7 separate regions of the Homo sapiens genome follow, and all the other regions are linked to region 7. The links are chromatin loops, found by intact Hi-C in ENCODE. Cell type or tissue: ascending aorta. All regions are shown on one strand.

Region 1 (4,000 bases), 170 kb before region 7:
GACCATGTGGGTGATGGGGCTCTAAGTGTCTCTGCAATGAGTAGCAGAGAGGAATGGGGTGTGGTGGGTGGCTCTGGGCATATGAGACAGTCGGTCAGTGGCTATGAGGGGAAGAGGATGGAAGCCAAGGAACTGTTCATTTGTTCCAGAATTGGAAGTCAGCGTGACTTATGACCTGCAGAATTTGGGCTGTCCCGGGCCCAGCTGCGTCCAGATGAGTGCAAGGAGCTCAAAGGCTCGGGGCTTTTAGAAGCCTTGTTTGTGGCATCACTGCCCACTCTAGTGTAGCCCCGGGACGGGAGGGGCTTGTCAAGAGCTTGACCTTCCCCTTCTCAAAACAGAGGGATCTGGGGCTGGAGGGAGAAGAGGTTTGCTGGGCCTGATAGTGGACGCAGAAGTACAGAAGTAAAGACAGGAAGGAAAAAACAACTGATAGAGAGGGGCGCGTAAAGAGCTGCTTCGGGTTCCTGAAATATTCCAAGGGATTGTGAGTTCCCCAAGAGCACGGACTGGCCCTTATTCATGTTTGTTCTTCAGACTTTACATCATGCCTGACATGTAATTGCTCCATAAATAATTTAGAGGGAGAGAAGAAGGGAGGCAGGGAAGGAAGGTGGGAGAGAGGAATAGAAGGAGGAAGGCAGGGAGGATAGGAAAGAAGGAGGAGGAGAGAGGTTGGTTGGTTTTCTAACTTCCTCTCAAAATTAATTGGCTACCTAACTGAAACATAACATTATTCTCACTGCATCTAATTTCTCCTGGAGCTAGAGCTGGTATAGGGGACCCCGATGTCAGTCTTAAAATTCTAGAATTCTGGAGCTCAAGTTCTCTTGTCTCCACTAGTGGATCCAGCCTCCTCTCTCTCAGGTAAGCTGCTGACAGAGGGTTAGGGACCATTTGGAATCACACAGACCTGGATTCAAATCCCCACTCCATCACTTTAGTCTTGGATACTCAAGCAAATTACTTGAACTCCTTACAGAGGCCGAGATTCTTGTAACAGCAGCATGGATCCTTGCTGCGATGAGGATTAAGCGGAATGTGTCACTGAAAATGAAATGAAATGAGAAGCCCCTAATCCAGCCCCTAGCTCGTGGATCTCAGGAAGGGCCTGCAGGCTTCCTTCTCTCTGGTGGATAAATATAGCCCCTGCTCACTTTCCCTGCCCTCGGACTGTCCCTTATCCTTTGATCCCTCCAAGCTGCCTTTTTCCTCCATCCTCCTTGTCTCTAATCCTGTGTCCTCCTGGCCTTTCCCGGTTTGGTTACTGCTCGCTGGAGCTGTTTTCCCCTGCTGCATCTCTGTCTCTCGCTCCAGCTTAGCCTCCTTGGTAGGGTACCGGCAGTGTCCCTCCAGGAGGCTCATGCCCTAGAAGGTGAGGGACCAGCAGACAGCTCAGAGATGAGCCAAGAGGGATAGAACTGCCCATCCCAGGGCTTCTGGGGGGTGAACACCCGTGTCTTTCCAGCAGCTACACATAGCTGGTTATTCAGGAAAAAACAAAAAATAAAATGTAAAGATGTAGGCTCCTGCATTCCACAGCATTCCAGGGCTCTGCCTCAGTCAGGGAGAACCCCACTCCTCCTGCAGCCTTGCGCCTCAGCCCTTCACCTTAGCCTCTGTGGCTCCTTGGCCTCCGTTCCCTTTGCCTCTGCTCTCCATGCCTCTGCCTAGAGCAGGGACCGTCTCTGGAGACAGTGAGTGGGTCCTGAAGGTGGAAGAATTTCACAGGATGCCCCAGCCCCAATCTGGGCATTTAGACTAATCTCAGAAGAGTTGAATTCTGTTCTTAAAGTTGCACTGGGCAAGATACGCCCATGAGAAGGGGGTGGGTGTCTGCCTGATTTGGCAGAGGATGACACAGGGACCCAGGGCTGACCTGAGGACGAGTGTACCACGCTGTCAGGCAAAAACCCAGAGAGCCCAGGTCACATGTCAGAGAAAGGGCTTTAACATGGGATTCTTACACCATGGAGCCCAAGGCTCACCTCCATGCAAGGGAAGGAACAACACCCTATGGGGACAAAGGCTTCTGAGCCCTTTAGTTAATGGGACAAAAGCCTTCAGGAGGAGTGAGATCACGGCCTGCTTTCTGTCCACCGTGGGGCACCCGTGCACTTCAAGGAAGGCCCAGGAGGAGCTGCCAGCACAGCTCTGTCCAGGGTGAGGAGTGAGTGGCTTGCAGAGGAGCCACTCCACGATGCCCTGGCAAGCCCCTGTCACATTCCAGAGCACAGAGGACCACGAACTCCCAGCTTGGCTCAAGGCATGCGGGGCTGGCACACAGCCCAGGCATTTCCTCCCCTCCCATCCCTCTTTCTCATTCTCTTTCTGCATCCTGGTGCTAAAGGTTCTGCTGGAGCTTCCGTCTCTCTTCTCTGCAGAGGGAGAATAGGGAAAGGAGTGGGTGTCAGCTGGGAGAAATTTCCACTCAGTTTAATGTTGCTGGAAATCCAGACATCTCTAAAATATGGGCTGAGGACCCCCACGTGCCCAGCACTGTGCCAGCCAGCCCCAGAATGCAGAGATGAAGAAGAGCTGTCTATTGAGGACAGAGGAGACTGCTTATGGATGTGTCCTTGACAGCCACCTTGGCTGGGCACGTGGAAGAGATCACAGGAGGCAATGTCAGTGAGGGTTGTGCACCACTGCACCCTGCAAGCTGCCTGAGGGTGGGCCCACCTAGCACAGTGCCTGGCCTGCTGGAGGAGCTCAGTACACATTTGTTGAGTGAATTAGTGGAATGAGGTAGTTTAGGAAGGCTTTCTGGAGGAAAGAAAATCTGAACAGGGCCCAGAGAGGATGGGTGGAATTTGACCAGGCCAAGTAGAAAGGAATGTATCCTGTGCGGCAGAGAGCCCTAAAAGGAGAGGTAAGGAAGGGGACAGTCCACAGTAGGCTGTTCTAGACAGGAGCATGGGGAACAGCTCCTTTGTTACTCTCAGGATAAAGCCAGGCCCCCCGGTTCACTCGCAAGATCCTTCTCATCTGGCTCTGCCCACCCTTCATTACTGCCTCTTCCCACAGCACCCTGGTCCTCTATTCCAGCTGACTCAAGCATTTATTTGCAATCCATGGGACAAGACCCTTGCTCTCTCTCCTCCAGGCCTGTGAACAACTCTCCTCCCCTCTGCCAGGAAGGCCTCCACCTGTACCTCTCCCTGTCTCTCCAGCTCCTCCTGACACCATTGATCTCTCCTGACACCAGTGGTCTCTCCTGCGAGGACCTCACCTTCTGAAGTCAGGTTGGTCACTGTTCCTAAGTGCAACATGCCTCTCTCTGCTTGCCGCATGCTCATGCCATCCCCATGAATTGTTATTCCTGGTCTGTCTCCCCCTAGACAGGTCCTAGACTGAACCATGGTCATGGTCCTAGACTGGTCATGTTCCAGTGCACCAGATTCCCCACTCCGAGATGATCGATTACAGTCAGAGACAATTAACTACGGCTTCAGCAATGTGTGAGAGGCAGCCAGCATCAAGGGAGGCAAAGCACAGCCGTCAAAACAGAGATCACACAGTCCCAAACAGCCTCGACCCTGGCTCACATAAACTTTCCCGTCTCTAAGTGGGAGAGGCAGGCTGATGCAGCCATGGCTTTCAAAGCTTTTCCATAAGATGTTAGTGATTTCTGATCACACTTGGCAAACATCCTTTGTGGGTGTGGATTTCTGATTAGCCTGTAAATTCCTTGGAGCTGAAGAATCAAGTCCAATTCTCCTTTGTATTATCAGTTAAACATCACACCGGGCACATGGGAGGCTTAATAAAGAATTATTTCTTTATTTGGTTAACTACTTATTCATTGATCAAACTCACTTAAGGCAATGTCATTATAATTTCCAGTCTTGACTTCAATCTTGAACAGGCTGCAGGAACGGTTCTCACACCTAGAGCTTATGCCCAGAAGATTACATAATACCAGCAGTAGGAAATGAGAAGCTACAGTAGTAAATGGGAAGTCAGTTTCCAGCTAAATTCCATATGCTCAGAGGTGGAA
Region 2 (4,000 bases), 190 kb before region 7:
CCTCCATGCCATGGCCTCCTCCCCACATGGTCCCTGGGAGCTGCCCCTTGCTAATCTCAGGGCCTCAGGGCCAGCTGTCCCATTCCAGGAGGCCATTCCTAAGACAGAGCAGGGCTCTGGGGCTGGAAACAGTTATGTGAGCAATGGAGCATCCCATCTTGGCCCACCCCAGGTGTGGGGAATTTTCAGGCCCAGTTGAGCCAAGCCACAGAATGAAGGCAAAAAGGCAAAACATGTTTTGGAAGGTGGCTGGCAGCCCCAACTGTCTGCTCCATGGGCCAGGGCTCCATGAAAGGCTGTGGAGTTACCGAAGTGGTGCGGGGCCTGGGGAAAGGCAGCCCAGGACAGTGATGGCTCTGCTTTCTTAGAGACCCTCAGAAATGAAGGCTCTCTACCCCACTGTGCCTCATTCCCCCAGTCATGGTCAGCCTAGCACTTCAAGCTAAAATGACCTTGTTGGGAAGTTCTTCCTTCCATCTACCTTGCCTCTCTCATGCTGGAATTCAGGCTTCTTTCTATTTAGATCCTTGTTGGAAGACAGAGAAGCCCTTTTCCATCTTGAGTGGAATTTGGATTTGAGGACAGCTTTGGGCTCCTTGGAGACAGGTGCTGGGTGAAGGGCAGGTGTTGTCCTTAGCACTATTATGCCATTAGCATTACTCATCTGCCGGGCTCCTGCTGAATGCAGTAGCTCTCCGGGCGGGCAGCCACCCTCCCTCCTGTTTTTTCTGGAGAGAGGGAAAAAAAGGGGAGGTGGGGAGGTGTGGGGAAGTGTGGGCAGAAGGAGGAAGGGAAAGACACAGAGAGATAAGGGGAGCCAGCGACCTCTAAGTCCAGGTTTCTGGTGGGCTCCCGTTGCTGTCTCTATTCACAGGGAGGGTGGGCCAAGGGGAATTTGGTTCCTGAGGCTGTTACACTCTGATTGCTGTGGACCTGAGACCGTTTCCCTCTCTCCTCCTTCCTCCCTCCTCCTCCTCCTTCCTCCCTCTCTGGCTCTTTCTCTTCTTTTCCTCTCCCTGCCTTTTCTTTCTCCCTCCTGTCTTCGTGCCTCCCACTTTTCTCCCATTCCTCCATCTGCCAACCCTTTCCTCCCCTCCGGCTGTGCACTCTAAGCTCCCTCCTTGCTCTCTGCTCCTTCTTCTTCTCTCCTCTGTCTTTGGGCTACTCTAGCGGCTGAGCTTAGGGAGGGGATATGAAATTCATTAGCTGCCACATTGCAGTGGGATTAAATCATTCTGGCAGCTTCTCCGACATCACTCTTCTCTCCATTAGGGCCCTCACAGAGCTACAGGCACCTCCTGGAGCCCTTCAGTCCTGCTCCCTGGTCTGGCCTTGACTCTACTCCAGTTCCTGTTGCCCAGAGCCAGGCCCCATCCCTCATCCGGAGCCCATGGTGGGTGGGCGTGGAGGTGGTTCAAAGCCTGCTCACTCCAGCTTCTCCTCTAGGGGTTTCCCTCCCAGGCTCTAAGCCCTGAATTGGGCGCTGATTTGACCAAGGGAAAGCACCCTTTTTCTTCTTTTCTCCCTTGGCTCCTGAGCCTATCTTCAGGTGCCCTGCTGCCCTCCTGTGGGGGCTTCTGTGCCAGCCCTGCCAGGTCCCTCCACCACCCATCTTTTTCCTCTCTGGTCACTCGGGCCTTTTGCGTGACAGCTTCTGCTCTCACAGAGTCCCCAAGCCACCCTCAGAGGAGTGATCTAAATTACTCAGGCTCCCCCTTTAGAATAAAAGCTCGATGAGGGCTTACAGTATATCCCAGCACCCTGCAGGCCTGGCATTCATTTGACAAACATTTACTGAGCACCTATTATGTGGGTGGCACTATAGTAAGCTCCGAGGGTATAGCTGGGAAGAAAACAGACATCATCCTTGTCCTCCTGAGGTGTTCGGTCCAGTGGAAAATACAGGAATAAACAAACACATAAATGAACATAAGCATATCACAACTGGTGGTGCTATGAAGCAGGGAAAGGACACGTAGTAAGTCCTTAAAGGAATGCATGAATCATGAATTAACTCCACATTTTTTTTTTTTTTTTTGAGACGGAGTCTTACTCTGTCACCCAGGCTGGAGTGAAGTGGCGCAATCTCGGCTCACTGCCACCTCTGCCTACTGATTTCAAGTGATTCTCCTGCTTCAGCCTCCCAAGTGGCTAGGACTATAGGCACATGCCACCACACCTGGCTAATTTTTTTATTTTAGTAGAGATGGGATTTCACCATGTTGGCCAGGCTGGTCTCAAACTCCTGGAATCTTGTGATCCACCTGCCTCGGCCTCCCAATATGCTGGGATTACAAGCGTGAACCACTGTACCCGGCCAACTCCACTTTTTTTTCTATTTCCTTTTCTACTTTGCTTCCAAGCCTGCAGGCTGGTCTGGTCTGTGCCACCTAAAAATATCTCTAATTATATCCTGTCCTAAATTATTCTCCCATTTGTTCCTCTTGTATTATTAGTTTTGTCTCACAATTAATAATACTAATACATTTCCATGCATTAAATGGCTATTATGTGCCAGGCAATATGTTAAGAATCTTAATGTATGGCCTTATTTTGATTTTTATTTCTACTTTAAAGGAAACTGAAACTCAGATTAAATAACCTGTCAAAAGCCACACAGCTAGCACCAGGAGAAGATCCATGTCTTATACTTCTTCACTGCTCCATGGGGCCAGGGGCCCCCAAGATCCCACAAGAGAAGCTGGAGAACCAGGCTGGTGGGGAGTGGGGGACCTGGAGACACAGCCGCTGCTAGTCCAGCAAGAGTGAGGTTGGCACCCTCCCTGCTCCATCAAGGATTCTCCCCTGGTGCCCTCATATACACTCTGGCACCCAAAAAAAAAACTCTGATCTCCAGGCCATGCCACCCACCTCCCAGTGCCCCCACCATCTTCACTTTCATGTTTCCCTGCCTTCCCTCCCTTGCATCAAGGTCTGCCCACAAAAGCAGCAGGAGCAAAGCATTCTGGCTCCTTCTCTTCTTGTAAGATGAGGCTTTCTTTTCTAAGAGGCTTCCCCGGGTTTATCCTATCCATCTTCAACTCGAGCTCCTCGGTTCCTCCAGACCCATTTCCATTTAGCCCTGGATCTATTCTGATAAACAACTCTACCCCACGTGCTACCTACTGACCCATCTTAATAACTATACACGCTCATTAACACTGCATTTATAAAAAGGGGCTTTCCCACCATCTATAATTAGACTCTGGGCTCCACAGGTGGCTGGGATGGTAAACACCACCTAGCCTTTACACTCCCCATCAGGGGTCCACTGCAGGGCCTCTTGCCACTGTATAATTCATTCTGTACCAGAAGCCAGAGTTCTTACTTTTTAAATCAATTTTTAAAAATTATAATTTGCATAGAGTAACAGGTTACAAATAGGTACCCATTTGAAGTATACAGCTTGACAAACTTTGACACATATGTGTATGTATATATACCCATGCAACCACCACCCCAATCAGATGTATTGAAAAATGTTTTAAATTGAGAAAAATTATATATATTTAGGTTATACAACATAATGTGTGTGTATACATAACATACATTATGTTGTATAACCTAAATATATACAGTTACACACATACACATTGTAGAATGGCTAAATTGAGCTAATTAATATATAAATTATCTCATGTACTTCTCATTTTTTGTGGTGAGCATAAAAAAATGTATTCTCTTAGCAATTTTCAGTACACAATATATTCCTGTTAACTACAGTCACCGTCATGTACAATAGATCTCTTAAACTTACTCTTCCTTTCTAACTGAAATTTTGTATCCTTCGACCAACATCTCCCCAACACTTCCACCCCCATCCAGCCCCTGGTCACTGCCATTCTGCTCTCTGCCTCTATGGTTTCAACTTTTTTAGATTCCACATATAAGTGAGGCCATATGGTGTTTGTTTTTATGTGCCTGTCTTGTTTCACTTAACATAATGTCTTCCAGGTTCATCCATGTTCATGCAAATGACAAGGTTTCCTTCTTTAATGCT
Region 3 (4,000 bases), 420 kb before region 7:
TCACTTATCTTAGTAACAAGTATAAGCTGGATAAATTCTTAACCAGACATAAAATCTTATCTGCTACTGATTGAGTATGCCCCAGGCTCCAGCTCTGAGAACATTAAATATTAAAGTGGTTCTTGGGATTCACATAGAACTTTTATGTCATATTAACAGGTAAATGCTGCAGTGATTTAAAAGCAGAGTGAGCTGCCATCCATTGGCTCACACACAAAGGCCAGGAAGAACAAGCTCCTTGCTCAAGGTCATGCAAGATGGAGGCAGAGCCCACACATGTGTCCTAATTCTAAGATCCAGGAGCTTTAGGGGAGCATCAGGGCAGAGTCTTTAAGACTATAACTTGTGGGCATTCCCTTTAAGCACATGTGCCCCTCTTCTGTCACACACATATACACACCTGTGTGCCTAGGTGTATGCATGTACACACACTCACAGAGGCACAAACACACACCACTGAGAGATACTACCATTCTACTAAGGACTAAGTAGGTACTAAGGGAAGTACTACTACTCAGATTGAATAAAAAGAGAACAAGAAAGGTGGGGCCACAAAGTTTTCAGATGCCACGCAGTACTTGATTAGCAGCATCCTCCCTACCAACATACGTTTGCTTACATACCTGTGTGTACACACACCACATGCCACACACACTATACAGACACATACACACCACAAACCACATACACCACTCACATCACACACCTTATACACAATATACAGACACATACACACCAAACACAAACCACATACACAATACATACCACACAGATATATGACACACACACACACAGAACATGCACCACATACATACCACACCTACTCTCTACGCACTTTCCCAGAGGGACAAGAGATAGGCAGAATTATTCTCAGTGCTTTCCTTATATTTGGGTCCTTTCATGGGTCCCCAGGTGGGGCTACCCTTGAAGGGAAGAGGGGCAATCCTACCATGGTGATTAATGCCAGTTGGTGTTCAAGTTGTTTACACGCTGAGGCAAATTAGTCCTGGTTTTGGCACTGGAAGCTGTTGGTTGCCGGTTTGAAGGGTTTCCCAGAGGCAGGGTAGGGTGACTTTTGTCTTGAAAAAAGGTTAGCAGCTGAGGAGGGTCAGAATCAGAGGAAGGGAACTTCAACTGAGCTTCACAGAGAGAACAAGAAGTGGATGATGGAGGCTGCAGGGACAAAACGGAGGCAAAGGACTTGGATGCCAGAGGCCTTCTTTACACTTTAGTCAATGTGAAGGGCTATTCTGTTGCTGAGGAAGGAATGCAGACGTGGTATACAGGCAAATGTCTACTCTTCACTGAAAATCTTCACTGAATAGAACCCAAGAGTGGGCCGGGCGTGGTGGCTCATGCCTGTAATCCCAGCACTTTGGGAGGCCAAGGTGGGTGTATCACTTGAGGTCAGGAGTTTGAAACCAGCCTGGCCAACACGGTGAAACCTCATCTCTACTAAAAATACAAAAAAATTAGCTGGGTGTGGTGGCGCATGCCTGTAATCCCAGCTACTAGGGAGGCTGAGGCAAGAGAATTGCAATCTGGGAGGCAGAGGTTGCAGTGAGCTGAGATCATGCAACTGCACTCCAGCCTGGGCGAGAGAGAGACTCTGTCTCAAAAAAGAACCCAGGAGTGTTACCTTAAATGTCAAAAGGAGAGATTTGGGTTAGGACCTGAGGAAGACATCTGAACAGATAAAGATTTTGAAAATGGGAAAATAGGTACCCAAGGGAGCATTATTTGCAGAGTTTGGGATGGCCTCCATTTCCCTATCCTATAAAACAAAAAGCATCAGGAGACATACATAAGATACTCATCTGTCTGGGAAGGTAGATGTGGGGGGTGGGAGATGAAAGTGGGGGGGCAGGGGATGAACTAGCATCCACACCTATGCAGTTAGGGGTGTGAGGGCCCTCTTTTGAGACCACATTCACTTGCTAGTGCTTAGGAGAGAGACACAGGGGCTGGTTAGGGAAGTGGTGCCTGATGGCTTATCCAGGGTCTCCTGACTCCCAGTGCCCAAGCACATCACCCTGGCCTCCAGCTTAGGGGCACAGCTGAGCCCCGCAGAGCTGTGAGGTTTGGCCAAACCTCTAGAAGCAAATTGGGTTGCTCCCCAGAGACTCCCTGCCCCACCAGCCTGAGAAGTCAGGTTCCCAGTAGGAGGGAAAGCCAGAGCCTGGGAAAGGAGTGTTCTGGGCAGGGAATCTTTAGCCCCAGACAGGCAGAGGCAGACTTGCCAAAGGGGCAGGGCCTTGCTGGTCCTTTCTCCCCAGGGACCAGAGATGGCAAGGCTGTGCCAAGTTGGGTCTGCTGTGCTGGAGAGCCAGGCTTGCTGGCAGGAGTGCTGGTAATTTGTTAAGCTACCTGGGACGCTTCTCAAAAAAGCAGGATTCACAATGTAAAGGGAGTAGATGCCCTTTCCTTCTTACCAAGGTTTAGTAGATGATTATGAGGGCAAACCAAGACATCAGATATTAAAGATCATAAGGTGCACCCCAATAGCCTAATGAAACCCTCCCTCCCAAAAAGAGGGACATATGAGGGGCAGAGAACAGGGCTACCTGTCCCTCTCTGCTCTCATGCTAATACCCTGTAATCATCTTTGATGCCCAGCCCCCATCTCCTATATCATGTAGTTGAGAAATCCTATCAGCTTCAAAATATATCTAAAGTCCAATCACTTTCCATTTTCACTGTTATCATCCTGGTCTAAACCATCCTCTCTCATCTGGATTATAGCAATCATCTTCTAACTGGTCTCCTTGCCTCCACCCTCCCTCTCCTGTTCTTAGTCTCTTCTCAATGTATTAGCCAGAATGATCTTTTTTAAGATCCAAGGCAGTACATGCGATTCATCTGCTCAAAACCCTCTGGCTTTTACTTAGAGTAAAACTAGGCACCAAGGACTTAATGATGGGCTTCCAGGACCCTTATGACTCCCCCAGCCCCCCAGTCCTTATCTCCTACTAGTTTCTCCATGTTCACTGAGATCTGGCCCAACCAGCCTGCCTGCTGTTCTCTAAACGCACTAGACAGGCATCTACATCAGGGCCTCTGCACAAGCTGTTCCCTCTGCCCAGATTCCTCTTTGTTGGAGAGGGCTCACTTCCTCACCTCCCTCAGGTCTTTGTACAAACATCTTCTTTTTAGTGAGGCCTACCCTGACCACTGTATTTACCTGGCACTCTTGATCCCCCTCATCCTGCTCAATCATTTCCCTCCACAGGTCTTCTCACCTAGCATATAATAGGACACATTCATTTATTGTTTGTCCACCTCCTCCACAAGGGCAGGATTTTTATCTTTGTTCCTCAGGCCTACAGCATTGCCCAGCACATTGTACACACACAAATTTGTAGAATGAACTGAATGAATGAGTGATAACTAAGATTGCTAACATTTAAGTGATTACTATGTGCCAGATGCCTCACCAGGCACATTCATGCCTTCTCATTCAAGCATCACAAACCCCTACCTGGTAGCTACTATTAACCCAATTTGACATAGAAGCAAACTAAGGCCTGGCAGGGGTATGACTACTTGAGCTTATTAAGTGGCAGAGTCTATGCCACCCCACAGAGGGCCACTGGATGCCAACCTAGATACAGAGGACGCTGGGACATGGAGGCAGCTGCACTCAGCTGAGGCTTCAATCTAGTGTGACTAACTTGTCCTGGTTTGCCTAGGACTTGCCAGGTTTTAGCACTGAAGTTTCTGCCTCCTGGGAACCCCGCTCAGTCCCGGGCAAACCGGGATGGTTGGCCACCCTACTTCCTTCACCACGGGGCAGGGTTGCATGCTGCTTTCCTCTGTACCTCTAAGCAAGCCAGCGCTGTTCCCACTGTCTACAATTGGGGTGGATTAGTCCTGTCTTTTTTCTTCCTGGCCTCAGGGATGGTAACATCGCCATCAGGTTCATCAGAGTCCAAACCTATGAATTTTGTACTCAATAAAACCTTTCTTATGGCCTTTTTTGGACCCAAGCAAATGAAGTGAC
Region 4 (4,000 bases), 140 kb before region 7:
CCCCAAGCTGGTTCAACTGCTCTTCTCTGTGTTCCAATAGCACATTTTACCTTCCCTATCATAGACTTCATCTTATTACATCATGATTCCATGTTTACTTATCTGCCACTCCATCTAGGATTTGAGCTCCTTGAGTTCCGTGGTCTTGTTTTATCATCTTTGTATCTCCCAAGAAGAATGCTTGGCATAGGGCAGGCTCTCAATGATGTTGACTTTATAAATCTGTTGTAAAAAGAGCCCCGGGAACCCTGAAAGTAGAGAGTAGGAAGTTGAGGGAGGGAGGCAATTTTAGATTTAGCTAACTGCCCTGAACATGGCATAGATGAATTCTTCCTGTCTAACCTATTTGGGGAAGTGGATCGAGAGTTCTGTGTCCAAGTGTATATTTGCATATTTACATTTAGCTAGAAAAATAAAAACTGCCCTTAGTACAGGAAGATGGGGAAGGCAGATAGCCTCTGCTCTAGGAGCTTAATCAGCAAGTCACCAGGGCTATTTTCAGAGCTTCCAGTGAGTTTTTGGCTATGCTAAGGGAGTTCACGAGCCACGTTTGGCAGCAGAGATTGGAGAAAGTTGTTCCACGTAAGAAATGAGAGGAATTCGGATTTTGCCCCTAAGAAGAAGACAACAATGAAGAGGGGGAAGGGGATTAGCTGAATAACATGCAAAGAGTCTGCACCCTGAGTTATGAAAATGATCAATGGATTTTTAAAAAGTCATACCAGAAATGTCTGTTGTTTAGTATTATTTAGTGTTTAGTGTTATTGCTATGATGTAAAGCTCTTCATTTCTTCAAAGCTTCCTAAGTTTTCCACATCACAGAAGCCTTGCAAGTATTTCTGCCATGTTCTCCACCTGGATGGTGGTGGTGTGGAACAGGGACAGTCACCAGGAATGGCCAGAGGACCCTGGATCGAACAATTCATCAGAAGCAGGAGCACCCTCCAGAAGTTTGTGGAAAACTTGAGATGGACATTAGACTTTGCAAACTCCAAAGGGTGATGCTGGTTCAAGGCACATTTGCCCTGACCTGAAGGGTCAATGTGACCACTTCTAGTCTTTATGAGCAGGGCTGTGTGTGTTTCAGTGGCAGTGTGTCTCTAAGAAGTGTGGGCTTTCATTGTCTGTATAATTAAACCCTGTGCTTGCAATTATCCTTGAAGGTATATGTGTTTATGTGCTGCTTTTGGAATGATATATTGATATGACTGCATGTTGAGTCCCTGTGGGAGAGGCTGCTAAATGGTCATGTGACCATACTTTTCTTCCTCACCTAGGAACACCAAGCCCCTTCGCACTCCATGAGAAGTAGAGGCCTTCCCGGGATCAAAACAGCACTCCCTCTCTGAGCCTCCCCAAGTAACATACACTACCTGCCCCATTTTCTCCTTCTCCTGCCCCTGCCTGTTTCCTTGTCTTCTTCCTCCAGCCCCAAGAATAGCTGAGGCTCTTAACTAAGAACAAGAAAACAAAAAATCGGGTCACCAGATGTGCTTCATTCCACCTCTCCCTCTCTAGCTATCCTCCCCACAAGCCAACGCATTCTGAGCATATATACAGCAAGCACCTGGCATCCCCCCAAACCCAGCTGTGCCTCTGCCTGGCAACAGACCCAACTCAGGTGGAAATTTGGGGTACCCCACAAGCATACCATATGGTTCATCCTGTCTCTAGCACTATGGTGCAGCTCTTTTGTTCTGCCTAGACAGCCTAAGCAGACCCCAGAATGATTTTTCCCATCCTGAATGAAAGGTGATATGTTGATGTCATCTGTACTGCCGGTCGCCTTCTCCCTGTGTAGACACTGCCTGTCTCAGTGTAGGAGGACAATGAGGTCTCCAGGAACAAGGTCCCCGTCCAGAGGCAGGAAGACAGAGAGACCAGCAGTCCTGCCTCAGCTCATGGGCAGGGTTCACTTGAGCTGGTCCCCACCTGGAGCCCAAAATGAGTGTCTTGTGCTTTGGAGTGAACAGACATCTGGGATTCTCATTGGGGACTGTTTACTGGTTGATTTGCATGGCACATTAACAGCCCACAGCAGCCCACTTTCTGCCAGGGACTTTCAGGAACCATTTCTCCAAGCCAGCGTGGCCCTGCGCGGGCATGAGCCCTCCCCATCCCTTCTTCCCTCCCCACATCAGCCACGTGGATGTGACTCACACAGGCTCTCTGAGCCCCTGCCAGCAGCAGCCAGAGGACTGCCTGGATAAAGTTGGGATGGGCTACTTCAGGAGCAGGGAACAGTCCAGAGTCCCTGTTAGAATTCCGTGGGCCTCCGTGCCCTCCTCCTACTACTACTCCCAGTGTCGCCTGCAGCCCAAACCTCATGCAGCAGCGTCTCCCTGATGCTTGGGCGAAAGTTCATCCTTTCCTATCTGCTTCTCTCCTTTCTCCCGTAGCACATACCACAATCAGGGACAACTATGTGAGTTCTCTTGGTTTTTCCCTGTGATATTATATAAATAACCCACACTTAAAGCAGAATATTCATATATATTATTTTGTTTTATCCTCATGATCACTCTATGAGATAATTGTTATATTTCCCATTTCAAAGAAGAAGAAATTGAAGATTGAAAGATTAAGTGAGGCAAAGCATAGAGGATGTTTAGGTAGTTAAACTACTCCGCATGATCCTATAAAGGTGGATACAATTCATTATACATTTGTCCAAACTCATAGAATGTACAACACCAAGAGTGAACCTTAATGTGAACTCTGGACTTTGGGTGATAATGATGTTAAAATGTAGGTTCATCGGGTTTAGCAAATGACTGTTCCTGTGGGGGATGTTGATAGTTGGGGAGGCTGTGTGTGTGAGGGGCAGGGGATACATGGGGAACTCTGTACTTTCTACTCAATTTTGATGTAAACATAAAACTGCTCTAAAAAAAAAAAAGTCTATTTAAAAAATGCCACTCTAGGCAATACAGAGAGACCCTGTCTCTTAAAAAAAAAAAAAAAAAAAATTAGCCGGGCATGGTCATGCACTTCCATGGTCCCAGCTACTTGGGAGGCTGAGGTGGGAGGATTGCTTGAGCCCAGGAGGTTGAGGCTGCAGTGAACTATGATCACACCACTGCACTCCAGCCTGAGCAACAGAGTGAGACCCTGTCTCAAAAAATAATAATAGTAATAATAAGAAATACATAAATAAATACTTATTTTTAAAAATTTTAAGTTTTAAGTTTTTTAAAAAGTTTTCCTTGATTCCCAGAGTTTCCCTTGTTCTAAATGTACTGCATGAGCTTCTGAATGTACTTGGAGATTTACCAGTACCTCTCCTTGCCAGTTGTAGCTCCTCACCCCAGCCTGTCATCTGTCTGCCCCACCCTCCTCAACCTCTGGACTATAAGAACTCTGAGCCTTGACTTAGTTGTCTCTGTATTCTTAGCTTGCGGCAGTGTCTGACACATAGTAGATGCTGAATAAATGTCTGCTGGGAGAATGCATGAATGAATGAATGCATGGAGGAAGAGGAAGGAGAGGAAGAGAGAGAAGAAGATAGTGGGAAGGAAGAGAGGAAGAGGAAATAAAAAACAGGAAAAGGAGATGGAAGAAGAAGGAGAGTGCAGTATAGGGTCGGAAAGAAAAAAGGCATCCCTTGATTTGATCTTATCCCCTTTGTCTTCCTGGGGACTGGAAGGCCCTTCTCAGTTCCTTTCTTTTCCCTCTCCTCCCAACAGGATAAGGACTTTGGCCACAGCCCTGCCTATCCCCCAGGTATCCCCATAAAGTCTTTAACCCTTAGATATAGAACTGCTCTGTCCCTTTTCTACAAAACAAATGTGTTATTTGGGCAGAAGAGGAAAGGAGAAAATTTGAAGTGGAAAAATCTTTGGTTTGGAAATTCAGCTGACTGCCCTCATTTGGAATAAAATGTCCTTCAGTCCCTGGCTGTGTGGCAGGCAGGCCCGGCCAACAGCAACACCGGATGCCGGGAGACTGGGAGGAGGCCTGGGGATTTTCAGAGGAGCCGCCAGAGTGGTATGAACTTGGA
Region 5 (4,000 bases), 290 kb before region 7:
GACAGAGAGATCCTTGAGGGCAGGGCCCAAGCCTTGTTTATTTGTGTTCTCAGAGCCCAGCACAATGCTGAACAAATGTTAAATGAGTGTATAAATGAATGAATGATTGCACACCTATCACAGATATAAAATTACTTCTAGAAAGCTAACTTCTCTTGAATTAGATTAATTGGAATTCACGTGAGTCTCTGGAGGAGGCCAGGCATGGTGGCTCATGCTTGTAATCCTAGCACTTTTGGAGGCCAAGGCAGGAGGATTGTTTGAGCCCAGGAGTTTGAGACTAGCCTGGGCAATATAGGAAAACATCATCTCTACAAAAAATTAAAAAAAAAAAAAATAGCTGGGTGTGGTGGCATGCACATGTAGTCCTAGCTACTCAGGAGGCTAAGGCAGGAGGATTGCTTGAGCCCAGGAGGTCAAGGCTGCAGTGAGCTGAGATCACACCACTGCATTCTAGCCTGGGAAGCAGAGCAAGACCCAGCCTCAAAAAAGAAAAAAGAAAAAAAAAAAAAAGGGAAAGAAAAAAAAATTAAAGAAGTCTCTGGAGGGCACTGGGGATTAAGAATTAAGATTTTTCTTTAAAATCTTTGCCATCTGGCCATCTGGCCATCTGCTTTTCCTGGCTTCTCCTCATCCTGAATGATGATGCTCATAAATCCAGAACTTTCTTTTTTTTTTTTTTTTTTTTGAGACAGAATTTCACTTTTGTTGCCCAGGCTAAAGTGGAGTGGTGCGGTCTGGGCTCACTGCAACCTCCACCTCCTAGGTTCAAGCGATTCTCATGCCTCAGCCTCCCAAGTAGCTGGGACTACAGGTGCCTGCCACCACACCTGGCTAATTTTTGTATTTTTAGTAGAGATGGGCCATCGTGTTGGCCAGGCTAGTCTCGAACTCCTGACCTCAGGCAATCCACCCACCTCGGCCTCCCAAAATGCTGGGATTACAGGCATGAGCCACCAAGCCCGGCCCAGAACTTTCTAAATGACCTCAGCATCTGACTCACAGCCTCTTCCACATCATGCATCCCCTGCCTTCAGTCTTGATAATTCAATATCTGTGTATGGCTGTTTCTTTTCTAGTCCCCTGAGTTAACAGTCCTTGACCTCCGCCTGCTTTCTGTGCATGTGCTGCTGCCAGCTCTGCCTTCCAGCCTCATTGCTCAGGATTCCTTTTTCTACCCTATGCTATCAAACTAGAAGGTCCTCTTCCCCTACGCTATTGTACTTGCTGAATGGACACCATCCCCAGGAGCCAAACTCCTTCATCAAACTCATTACTGATTCACCCAACCATGTGTGATTTTTTTCTTTCCTGAAAATTGCAGGGGATCTTAACAGTCCTTCTCTCATGGAGTTTGTCACAGTCTGCCTTCTGGATAAATGTGTCCTTGTCTCGTCTTTCCTACTTTGATATAAGTTTTCATGGAGAGGAGACTCTGCCGTACTCACTTTTTGTCACACTCTGTCATAACGGCAACTAGCACAGAACAGTGGACATATGTTATTTTGTCTTCACAGCATCCCATCTTTTAAGGAACCCTCCTTCTTCTACTTCTATATGACCCACGGGGGGCTGTGAGTCATGGTGCCCCACCTCCACCTCCACAGAGCAGCACAGAAGATGCAGCCCCTGGCCTCAGAGATGGCTGCAGGGATGGGCATGCTACCTCCATACACAGAGAAAGAGCTCTTTTCCTGAGACCAGAGGCTGAAAGGATGATGTAAGGTGGGGTTGCTTGGGGCCATCTCTCTGGGCTACACGGAAGAAGGCATCTAACATAGGAGAGAATGAGACCCACCTCAAAAGAGGCAGAGATGGAAAGAACAATGGCTGATATGTTGGGGTGCGGATTTTGTATCAGACCCTGCTCCAAGCACACTGTGTGGACGATCTAATTTACTCCTCACAAAAATCCTAAGAGGTAATATTATTATATCAATTTTAGAGACAAGGAAACAGGGGCACTGAGAAGTTAAGCAGCTCATCTGAAATCATCCAGCTAGTTAGGTGGTGGAGTCCGGATTGGAACCCAGGCTGTGGGACTCCAAAACAGTCATGCTATGCTCTGCGTGCTATGCTGCCTTATGGATGAGCCAAGATGAACATAAATGGGAGTGAGATGGATTTACTCATTTATGAGCAAGTGCAAGAGAGAACTGACAGCATCTTTTGAGCTCCTGGATCTAGCTGTGCCTGGAGCCAGCTGACTCATGTGCTTTTTAGTTAAATAAGCCAATGCATTCCTTGATTTGCTTAAAATAGTGTATTCGTCACTTGCAACCTCCTGGCTTCATTGTGTAACAATGTGACTTAGTGATAAGGCACTACTTGTGGGTTTGCCTCCTGGCACTGCCGCTTACTTACCACCCAAACTTGGACAAATGACTCGACCTCTCAGGCCCCTGGAGGGTAATGACTTGGCCTCTCAGGGATGAGGGGATGGTGACTAGAGATGAGATTACATGTAAATGCACTTAACACTCTGTGAACACAATTTAAGTACTCAATCATCATTAGATTCTCCTTTCCCTATGTGGAGTAACTGTTCAATAAGCATTTGTTGAATTGAATTAAATCCTCCAGAGGCTGCAGGATGTTGCCTGAGCTTGCAAGCAGCTGGAGCTAGGGAGTCTCCAATCAGGGGAGCATCTCAGCTGAGGGGTTGCCCAACAGCTCTATCTGGCCATTGGAAGGTTAAAAAAAAAAAGATTTTACTCTTCTCCTGTCTCCTGAACAGCTTCATCCTCTCTGACTTCCAGATCTCTCCAACAGAGAACACAATGTCAGTCTGCTGGATTCCTTCATGCCCCTCTTTCCTCCTCCTTACGGTTGCCCTCTAGAGTCACCTACTAACTCGGTCCTATTGATTCCCTTTCCAATTTTTCTCAATCCTGCTCTCTCCTCCTCTGCCCTCCCAATGGTACCATTGCTCAGACCATCATCACCTTCTGGATGTTTGCAGCAGCTTCCTTTCTGACCTCTCTCCAGCCTTCCAGCCCACCGTGCAGCCCAAAACACCCATGTTAAAGGTGACCGAAGCACTCTTCACCCGAAAGCTGCCTTGGCCTGCAGGATGGTGAGCCAACCCTTGGCAGACACACAAGGCCCTCCTCTGCCCCACCGGCCTCTGCCTGAATTTCCAGGACAGTCTCCTGCTTTGCTTTTCCATGCCTCCGTGCTGTCACCACCCCGCCAACTCTTACTCATCTGCCAAGACTGTGCTCCATTTGCTTCTTTTTTTCTCCTGGAAACACTCATGGAATTCCCACCCCCACTCCCCAGGCCAAGCACTCCTCCTCTGTACATAATTCTGTCTTACTATTTTATACTGATAGGATCACTTTACGCACCTGTTTTGAGGACTCTGAGGCCATGTTCAGACTCATGTCTGAAACCCTTGCACCCCATACAGTGCCTGGCACCCACAAGGCCCTCACCTGCAGGCATCATGAAAGCTCCATGTGGGACTAGAAAGGGGAAAGGAGAAAATACACTTCTTGCAGACTAAACTCATGATTCTCTTGTATTCCTGCACCCTGCCTGATTTCCCTTATCCCTAGACTGGGGCCAATGCTTCTCTTAATGGCAAACACAATAGCCTTAGGGTTTAATTGTTGGGGAGATAGGGGGCATTTTCTTGCCTTGTCAAATGGGGAGGTATCCCACTTCCCCACTTTACAAGGTGAGAAATCCACTAGTGGAGGAAATGGAAAAGAGAATTTTCTCCAGGGTCCTGAGTGATTATAGGTGTTCACGTAATTCTCCATACAGTTTTACATGCATCATACATAAACAGGTAATCTTTGGCTGCCTTAAAATAGCCCCATCTCAGTTTTTAAAAGAATACGATTATTTCATTACATCTAAATATAGACAAAGAGTCTGTGCTGCTGCATAACTTAGGCAAATACATGCAAATCTCTTGCAGACCTGATCCCGTCACTGAGTTTCTAATTCTCAGGCCTCTGGTGCCCCTCCTCTCTCGTGCCGCTGCCCTTGA
Region 6 (4,000 bases), 54 kb before region 7:
AGGCATCAGGCCATGGCTCATGAACACTGAAGGCAGCAGCAAGGATGGTTTGTAACACTGCCAAGGACAGAAAGGGAGAGGTAAGGGGCCAGCACTTGTGCTGGTTGGGGTGAGGCACATCCGCTGATCGGCTCCACTGTCACATCACCAGATGATCCTTTTATTGCAGGACAGAACTGGATAGGTTGAGGAACCATTGTTATAAACCACAGTAGGGCCACACATCAATGTTTCATGTGTTAGCTGAGCAACATGGTTAGATTGTAAATTCTTTAAAGGTAGGGATCATATCATATGATTCCTGCTAATACTCCCCAAGAGTTAACACAGAGCTGCATTCCTAAGTTTTTAATGACACTTGTGGAATCATATTCTTTGGGGCCCAATAAAAAGAGTGGCATGAAATGGATTTAATAGCCCATTACACACCCACCCCTACCACACACACACCTTTTTTTTTTTTTTTTTTTTTTTTTTTGAGTTGGAGTCTCGCTCTGTCACCCAGGCTGGAGTGCAGTGGCGCGATCTTGGCTGACTGCAAGATCCGCCTCCTGGGTTCACGCCATTCTCCTGCCTCAGCCTCCCGAGTAGCTGGGACTACAGGCGCACGCTGCCACGCCCAGCCAATTTTTTGTATTTTTAGTAGAAACGGGGTTTCACCGTGTTAGCCAGGATGGTCTCGATCTCCTGACCTCGTGATCTGCCCGCCTCGGCCCCCAAAGTGCTGGGATTACGGGCGTGAGCCACCGTGCCCGGCGCCACACCTTTTTTTTAACCCAGAAAATATAAAGTGCTTTCACTTCTATGACATTTCTTTCCCTGACACATCTATGCGGTAAGGATACAGGTATGATACAGCCTACTTTACAAGACAGGGTAACTGGGACCTAGCACGTTTAATTGACTTGTCTCCCTAAAGGCACAGACTCAAGACTGAACCCCAGAACCCCAGTCTTACTGGCTCCCCATTGAACTGTATCCCATCTTTGTGTGTTCCTTACCCTCTTCCCTGACCTCGCCGTCAGGCGTCACTGAAATGCCCCAGACGCATCACTGCTTTTGTTCTTAACAATGTGAAACATCAACCAAGCCCAGCAGGTGATAGGACTGGACAGCCGCCAGGGGTCTGTGAGCACTGAACAACCAGTCTCCACGTCCACTGAAGATAATGTATGATGTATCAGCATGTGGTATGTTTGGGGCAGGCAAGAGAATGCAGAAGGGGTGAGTCTCCAGGTGACACGAAAAGACTTCAGGAAAGGGATTTGGGGAAAACAAACAAGCCCATCTAAGTGTCAATGTGCATATATGGAGAGAACATTTATGGAATGTTCTACCTAACAAAAGGAGAAAGTTAAATCCTATTAAAAAGGGAGTTGTAAGTCCTTGCTTGCTGCTGTTCTAAAAATTTTTGAGAGGTGGAAATGTGAAGAAAAGACCTTGAAGAAAAGAGAAATCTAGTCTTGCCAAGATAATTCTCCCTTAGTAAAAATCTAGGAGCCAAACGCAGGACCCATCCCAGGGCCTTGAAACCATACCAAGTTTTATTCTGAGTCTTAAATTACTTTACTCATAGGACTTTAAATGTCCTTAGGATCTAGTGCTATCCCCAGCACCTAAACCAAGAATTGTGAGCTGAGGTAAAATGTGAGAAAGAAATGCTCATTCCTTTGTTATTAATACCTAAAATAATATCACCATTTATTAGGCAATTATGTGCCAGGCATTTTGTCACAATAATGAGAGGAGATAGTGCCATTATTATCATTAGTATTTTTCATAGGAGAAAATTGAGGCTCAGAGAGGTTAAGTAACTGCTCAAAGTAACACAGCCAGAAAGTGGCAGAGGCTAGAGTCGAATCGTGGTCACCTGTCTCTTCAGTCTAAATCTCAATGCTACTGTGCCGAATTCTTTGAGTTTGTGGGTGTGTGTGTGCTTCTGTGTCCTGGGGCGGGGGAACAACGTCACTCGAGATACATTAAACGACGTTTACAATGTACGTGCTGGGGAACTGTATGCTGTCTTAGAGGCTGAGGCTGGCGCCCGTGGCCACAGTACAATGGAGGGGGTGGTTAATCTGGTTTTAGAGGATGGCGGATTGGCGATGGCAGACAGAGCTCAAGTAACTGCGCCCATAGGAGGGCGCAAGCACGCAGAGGCACGAGAAGAAAAGGAAGAGGGCCTGAGCCCGAACTTGGGGAAATCAATGCCCAAAGCCTGAGGGACTCTGGAGGGAGGACGGGAAAGGGCCAGAGGTTCACCCCCGAACCTCCAGTTGCTCAAGAAGCGCCGGGCGGGGCCCTGCAGTCGCTCAAGCTGCGAGGAGGACCTGAGAAGCGGGGACGCCTTCGAGGTTTTAGGGACCTGAGCTCCGGCGGCAGGTGGCGAAAAGGCCCAAGCCCAACGGCCGCCCCGCCTCGCCCCTTCCCCGCCTCCCCCTTCTCTGAAAGGCCCCATTCTCCACAGCCGCCGGGGGAGCAACTCCGTTGGGAAGCCACCTAGCGCCCGGCCCCACCTTTCTTTTTTTCTTTTTTTTTTTTTCTTAATAGTTCTCGGCCAAACGCCGCGGCGTCAGGGCGGGCTTGGATTGGCCCGCGCCGCCCCCGAGCCAGCCAATCAGCGGCTTGTTGCCAAGGTGGGGCTTCCCCAGAGCGGGCGGAGGCTGCGGCGCGGCTGCTGTTTCCCAGCAAAGAAAGCAGACTTGTGAGGGCGTCTGGTGGCACTTTCAGGTCCCAGTCAGCTGCTCGTGGGGATTGAGGGACGTGGGTGGGTGGCTGGGGGGTGAGCGGCCGAGGGCCCATATCCGGGACGGAGGGAGGGTCACCTGCCTGCCTTTGCACGCCCAGCCGGCGCTGTCTCCCTCCTCCCCGAAGCTTCCTTGCTGGACAGGTCTGACTCCAGGCAGCCCGTGTGGGATCGCCTTGGCCGCAACGGTCCCGGGTGGAAAGGCATCACCGTTGTCCCCTTACCCTCACCACCAAGCATATTGAGGAAGAGGGACTTGCAAACGTGAGAAGGTGCAAAAATCATCCACCTAACTTCTGAGGCAGAACAGACTATGAACTGAAGACAGTGCTGTATTGCAGTGTGTGCCCCAAAAGGGACCAGCTGACCTTGCAGGCCCGGAGGTGCTAATGAGAGAATGAAAAGGGCCCCGGGAAGCAGGAGACGTAAATCGCACACCTTCTCCCCATGTAACAATAATGCCCAAACCGCCACAAAGCAAGGGTCTGGACGATAGGGTCTCACTTTTCCAACCATAGCTCAGTTACACAAGGGAGAAAGGGCAGAGGCAGATCTACCCCTCACACATTTTCTACCCCTCACACATTTTCCTTTGGCCTCATACTCAATTCCCCAGTCCTGTTTATCTCAGTTTCCATTGTGTAACCTAGATGAATGCCTCCTGTTCTAGTAATGGCCATAATAATATTTAATCACATTTATTGTGTACTTTCTAAGAGCTGGGTACCCTTCTGAGCACCTCACAAAAATCAATCCTCCCAACAATACCGACTAGGAACTACTTTTATCTTATTTTAAGGATGAAAAAACAGGCAGTGAGAAGTTAGGTAACTTGCCTGTTGTCACAGAGCTAGCTGTACCTAGGTAGTCTGTTTCCACCTGGGAAACCCATCTGACTTTGCTCTAGAAGACGGGGACTTTCCTGCTATATTGCCAAAGGAAAAGGCTAGAATGGTTGCCTTTTGAAACACCACATGCCCCCCAAGAGCAGGACTTCAGTTAAGGTCCTTAGGACTCCCAAGACTTCTCCAGACTCCCAAGAGATTCCCCGTGTGGCTTCACCATATAAAATGAAAACAGATAAAATGCTGAATTTTATAGGTGAATTTCACCACTATGCAAAAAAAAAAAAATGGAGCCAAGAAAATCCTCCCATCAGTACAGTCCTGATCCCCTGGCCCAGCCTGGAGCATGCCTCAGAGCCGGAGAAAAGTGAAGTATTCATCCCCCAAACGTCACAGCTTTGTTGTATAT
Region 7 (4,000 bases):
AAAAATTAGCCAGGAATGATGGTGTGTGCCTATTGTCCCAGGAGGCAGAGGTTGCAGTGAGTCAAGATCACGCCACTGCACTCCAGCCTGGGCAACAGAGCTAGACTCTGTTTCAAAAAAAAAAAAAAGGAAAGAAAAAAGAATGTCACTAAATCAAATTGTAGCCCAATGAATTATTTGACACCTGCCTGACTGGAGAGACACTGTGATAAGAGAAGGGCTCGAGGAATAGCAAGGGCTTGTGAGAGGACCCAGGGCTGACCGGGGTGAAGAAGAACAGCTTGCAGACAGTGGCCATTGTAAATACGCCTTCTGTAGACAGGGAAGTCACCCAGCTGTCCAGTAATAGCAAGAGCTACTGTTTATGTTGCATCTGCCTGGACCTAGTCATTGCACAGCACATCATCTGTATGCTCCTCCCAGCAACTCTCTGGGTTGTTCTATGATCATCTCCATGTATCAGATGAACAAAAGGCCAAGGCTTAAGCAACCTGCCAAGGACATGTTGTTAAGAACTGGTAGAGCTAAGATTACAACCCAGGTCACTCCTGAGCCACACTTTCCCTGACACTTCCCGGCACGTCACACATTTCTGTAGCCCAGTCTGACAGACTGAGAAATCCTTCGAGAAAGGCTGGCTCCATTTGCTCTGGTTCTGCATTTGCCCTGGTTCTGCATTTGCCCGGCATCACCAGGAGGGAATGAATGACTTGAGCCAATTCCTGACATCAGCCTTCTAAACGAACTGGCGCTCATTGTAAGCGGTCACAGTGGCATTGTTTATCCATCCACCCACCTCCCGTATGTTTGGTTGGGTGAGCCAGGCCTGTAGATGTTAACCAGTTCTGGTGTCCTGAAAAATAAAACAAAGACAAGTTCTAGACCTGTCAAAACAAGACGGGCCCTGCCGCTCTAACCAAGGTTCTGCTTCAGGGAGTTGGGGTAGTGGGAGGGGCAGAGGCTACCTAAGGAGCCAGTTCAGGCTAGAGCTTGGGATATACAGGCCCAAGTCCTGGCTCTGTGTCCTGGGACAAGTTACCTAACCTCTCTGAGCTTCATTTTTCTACCAACCTCACAGAATAAAGATTTGTAAAATGACTCAGCAAACCGTAAACTGCCTTATGGTCTGCCCAAAGTTATCACAGCTGCTGTGTGTGCCTGCCTAGCCCACTGGCCCCTCCACGGCAGGCATTGCAGTGGGGCCTCACTCCTGTCACCCGATAAGATGATGCCTCTGGCTCCTTAAAACTCAGCGTGCCTTGCCTCCTTCAGGGTCTTGGAAGCTTTTGTTGGCAGCCCTCTACCCCCACCCCACCCCCAGCCACCTACCACCATCAGGAGACTTCCCCAGGGCTCCTGACCCTGTGGTAGATGCCCAGCACCCTCCCTGCTCTGCCAGCTCCTGTCTGTACCCTCAGCCTGGGAAGGATGATCACATGGTGGCCCTTCGGTAAGTGTCTATGAAAAGGGTGATTCTGGGAAGTGCAGAAGCAAAAAGGGGATGCTGGCGGGGCAGATGGGAGGGGCCTCCGCGAGCCCTGTCTGCTTCACAGTTTGAGTTCGCATTCTCCACCCTGTGTGGCCACAGGCTGCCTCCCAGACCAGCCTGACTATCCTGGGGAGTATCGTCCTGCAAACAGTGGTCTCTTGGGGTAAGGATGCATTGCCTCCTCAGGCTGGGAGCCCCAGGCAGAGGCCATGCTAACCCCCTTCCCCTGTGCACGGGCTCCACCTGGCCCGGCAGTTATCAGAGCCCAGGCTGGCTGATTTGACCTGAGCAATCACTTGCGTCTGGGTGAGACCGTGATCTCACCAGGCTTTTGGTTTGGTTTGGTTTTGTCTTCTTGTCCAATAACCTAAGGCCTATTTTACAATCCCCTGGCCCCTTTCCTCTGAACAGAGAAGCAAGCAGGGCTTCCTCCGTCCGGGCCTCACACTGACTTGGCGAGCAAGAGCACCGGAGAGACGGCTCTGTTGCAGGGGTCACCGGCCAAGGAGGCGGTCTACCCTGTGGGTCCTCCCCGCTGCAGGGCACACAGAGTGGCGCCCGTGGGGCTGAGCACGAGGCAGTGGCTCCTGACCCTCCTACAGCATCAGCACCGCCTCTGCCGGCCGCTGCCGGGAGTCCAGGACCGGGCGGACAGGAGAAGCCCCACCTTTGGCTCAGCACAAAGCCCACAGCACAGCCCCGGTGCACAGACGCGGTCACATGCACGCCCGTCCACACACACCCAGAGTAAGTCAGACGGGTGAGCAATGGTGACTGGCTTTGAATAAACACAATCAGCGATTTCAGACCTCTGGGGACCAGGTTACCTTTTCTGGGCCTCGAGGCTCGAGCACCAAGCGGAGGCCTGGCGCCCTCTGCCGGTGAGCTTGGGCGTGCACACCTGGTCTGTGGTTAATAAGCTGGGGGAGCCGCCTCCTCTGCGCTGCGTCCCGTGGGATGGCAGAAATTCTCCCGCTCCCTCCTTTCCGTCTAGGGATTAAGAGTGATTTACTTCAAGTCATTCTCCCAAAGGCAGGATCGTCTCCCTGTCGTGTGAAAGGAAAGATGAGGCTCAGAGAGTTTAAGCAAATGTCCCAGGATCACACAGCAAGTTGGGGGCAGTCCTGGAATTGGTCTCCTTCACTGGAGAACCAGAACTGACGTCACTGGGCCCACCCAGACCCCCGCAGGAGTCCGCACCTGGGTGTCCCCTTCACCCTGTTCTCCCGGGTCAAAGGCCAACGCTGGACCATTTCTATATCCTGGGCCTGCTCAGGGAGGGCTCTGGGCTAAAGGAATCGCGATGCTGGGCAAATGCTCCCTCAGACACTTAGTGAGGAAGCGTAATTGGGGGACCACTGCAGGAACTGAGGTCCTGAAGGGGCCTGCAACAGCCCTCCCCTCGGGGAGCTCCCACCCCTGGGGGAGACAGGCCAGATGAGACTACCAAGAAGTCACACCCCTGCCTTCCTACAGGGAGCAGTGCTGGATTTAGGTGGAGGTCAAGTGGCCTGAGGGTGAAGGTTAGAGGGCTCCTGAAGCCAGGCCAGGCTGGGTTCTCTGGCAGGGAGTGGGCGCCCAAGCCCAGGATCACTGCCTTCTTGGTGGGAGTCTCCTATGCCATCCTTCCCCTGTGCTCAGCCCCTCCAGGATCATAGGGGCCACCCATTTGTCTTGCTAGTAGGGGCCCTCTTTATCCTTGAGAACGTACAGGTTGAGACAGTGTTCGTGTCTTGCTTTTTTGGGCTGGGCCACCTTGGTGCCATTCTTCTGGATGCTCCTGGGATTCAGGAAGTGAGGTCTTTGAAATGAACGTTCAGGCTGCAATTAACCCTAAGGATTTACTGCAGCTTACAAAGAAACTTTTTCTTTTCAGAGCTGTTGGCCAGGGGCCAGGGCTGTCCCCACTCCCATCTGGTCCTGGCGGTCTGCCCTTGAGGCTGGGGCAATATGAGGAGTGTGTAGGCAAGTCCAAGGCTATGACTCCCATCATGTCTCCAGGCTCCAGGCGTCTTCTTAGGTTGCCTGCCTGGTAACAACTGTAGTCAGTGTCTCACACAGGCCCCAAAGCTCAGCTAAGTCTCCTCACCTGGGAAAAGGCTTCCTTCATGGGCCCACTCCTCCCTGATTCTCTTGTGTGCCTGAGATCTTTTAACAATAGTTCCCATCACTGGGCAGTGAGTAGATGCCTCATACAGGGAAACCCCTCACTGCTGTACCATGATGATTACAGGACAAGGACTTGGAGCCAGATAGACCGGGATCTGATCCCAGTTCAGCCAATTACTATCTGTCACCTTGGGCAAGCTGCTTAACTTCTCTGAACCTCAGTTTCCAAATCTGTCAGTCAGGATAATAGTTCTTATGGCCTGGGGTTGTGCAGGAATGGAATGGGATAATGCATGGACTCCACGGAGTAAATCGTTTGTGTGATAGTGGCATTATTTCTTCTTTAAATGTCACTGTGACTTACTCTACTACCCTGAGGTCTGGTTCAGAAGTTCTGGTAAG

What was found. Hi-C counts contacts between places; a loop is a spot of excess contacts. Peaks named below come from ENCODE experiments on the same cell type or tissue, not always from the same donor. Only the 100,000 strongest peaks of a DNase experiment are listed, where the experiment ranks them.
Region 1: it touches region 7 in a loop (5-fold over the local background); 36 of 110 quality-filtered maps call a loop at or near these places.
Region 2: a loop joins it to region 7, with 3 times the contacts of the local background. A loop is called at or near these places in 6 of 110 quality-filtered maps.
Region 3: it touches region 7 in a loop (3-fold over the local background); 31 of 110 quality-filtered maps call a loop at or near these places.
Region 4: it touches region 7 in a loop (5-fold over the local background); 2 of 110 quality-filtered maps call a loop at or near these places.
Region 5: a loop joins it to region 7, with 2.7 times the contacts of the local background. A loop is called at or near these places in 2 of 110 quality-filtered maps.
Region 6: a loop joins it to region 7, with 6 times the contacts of the local background. A loop is called at or near these places in 106 of 110 quality-filtered maps.

Annotation. Positions count from the first base shown.
Region 1 is chr1:203,439,152-203,443,151 of GRCh38, reverse strand. No RefSeq gene overlaps it. Among named protein-coding and RNA genes, the nearest start is that of BMNCR, 34 kb to the right of the region's middle. RefSeq lists an enhancer at 2,004-2,213. In ascending aorta, a CTCF peak has its summit at 2,104; a DNase peak (open chromatin) is centred at 2,121; H3K27ac peaks cover 2,470 bases.
Region 2 is chr1:203,461,110-203,465,109 of GRCh38, reverse strand. No RefSeq gene overlaps it. Among named protein-coding and RNA genes, the nearest start is that of PRELP, 13 kb to the left of the region's middle. In ascending aorta, CTCF peaks have their summits at 1,391 and 1,590 (motif pointing left); DNase peaks (open chromatin) are centred at 719, 1,309 and 2,089; H3K4me3 peaks cover 622 bases; H3K27ac peaks cover 3,058 bases.
Region 3 is chr1:203,693,564-203,697,563 of GRCh38, reverse strand. The region is part of intron 2 of ATP2B4 (ATPase plasma membrane Ca2+ transporting 4); the gene reads right to left. Among named protein-coding and RNA genes, the nearest start is that of SNORA77, 34 kb to the left of the region's middle. In ascending aorta, no CTCF peak of the experiment used is centred here; a DNase peak (open chromatin) is centred at 2,243; H3K27ac peaks cover 3,713 bases.
Region 4 is chr1:203,406,826-203,410,825 of GRCh38, reverse strand. It overlaps BMNCR (bone marrow associated non-coding RNA), which reads left to right and starts at 3,201. Exons shown (of 3, transcript XR_001738390.3): 1 at 3,201-4,000. RefSeq lists a silencer at 459-659. In ascending aorta, no CTCF peak of the experiment used is centred here; DNase peaks (open chromatin) are centred at 519, 2,155 and 3,955; H3K4me3 peaks cover 664 bases; H3K27ac peaks cover 4,000 bases.
Region 5 is chr1:203,556,772-203,560,771 of GRCh38, reverse strand. No RefSeq gene overlaps it. Among named protein-coding and RNA genes, the nearest start is that of OPTC, 65 kb to the right of the region's middle. RefSeq lists enhancers at 3,108-3,685, 3,699-4,000. In ascending aorta, no CTCF peak of the experiment used is centred here; DNase peaks (open chromatin) are centred at 1,041, 1,633, 2,271 and 3,191; H3K4me3 peaks cover 652 bases; H3K27ac peaks cover 3,828 bases.
Region 6 is chr1:203,326,090-203,330,089 of GRCh38, reverse strand. No RefSeq gene overlaps it. Among named protein-coding and RNA genes, the nearest start is that of BTG2, 23 kb to the right of the region's middle. RefSeq lists enhancers at 768-1,404, 2,064-2,253, 2,454-2,553, 3,863-4,000. In ascending aorta, a CTCF peak has its summit at 2,157; DNase peaks (open chromatin) are centred at 2,279 and 2,619; H3K4me3 peaks cover 1,485 bases; H3K27ac peaks cover 1,802 bases.
Region 7 is chr1:203,271,612-203,275,611 of GRCh38, reverse strand. LOC124904486 (a long non-coding RNA gene) reads left to right here and starts at 1,563. Exons shown (of 2, transcript XR_007066798.1): 1 at 1,563-1,652; 2 at 1,901-4,000. RefSeq lists enhancers at 1,578-2,179, 2,171-2,220, 2,180-2,781 and a silencer at 2,017-2,311. In ascending aorta, CTCF peaks have their summits at 2,160 and 2,359 (motif pointing left); DNase peaks (open chromatin) are centred at 451, 1,486 and 2,231; H3K4me3 peaks cover 1,654 bases; H3K27ac peaks cover 2,899 bases.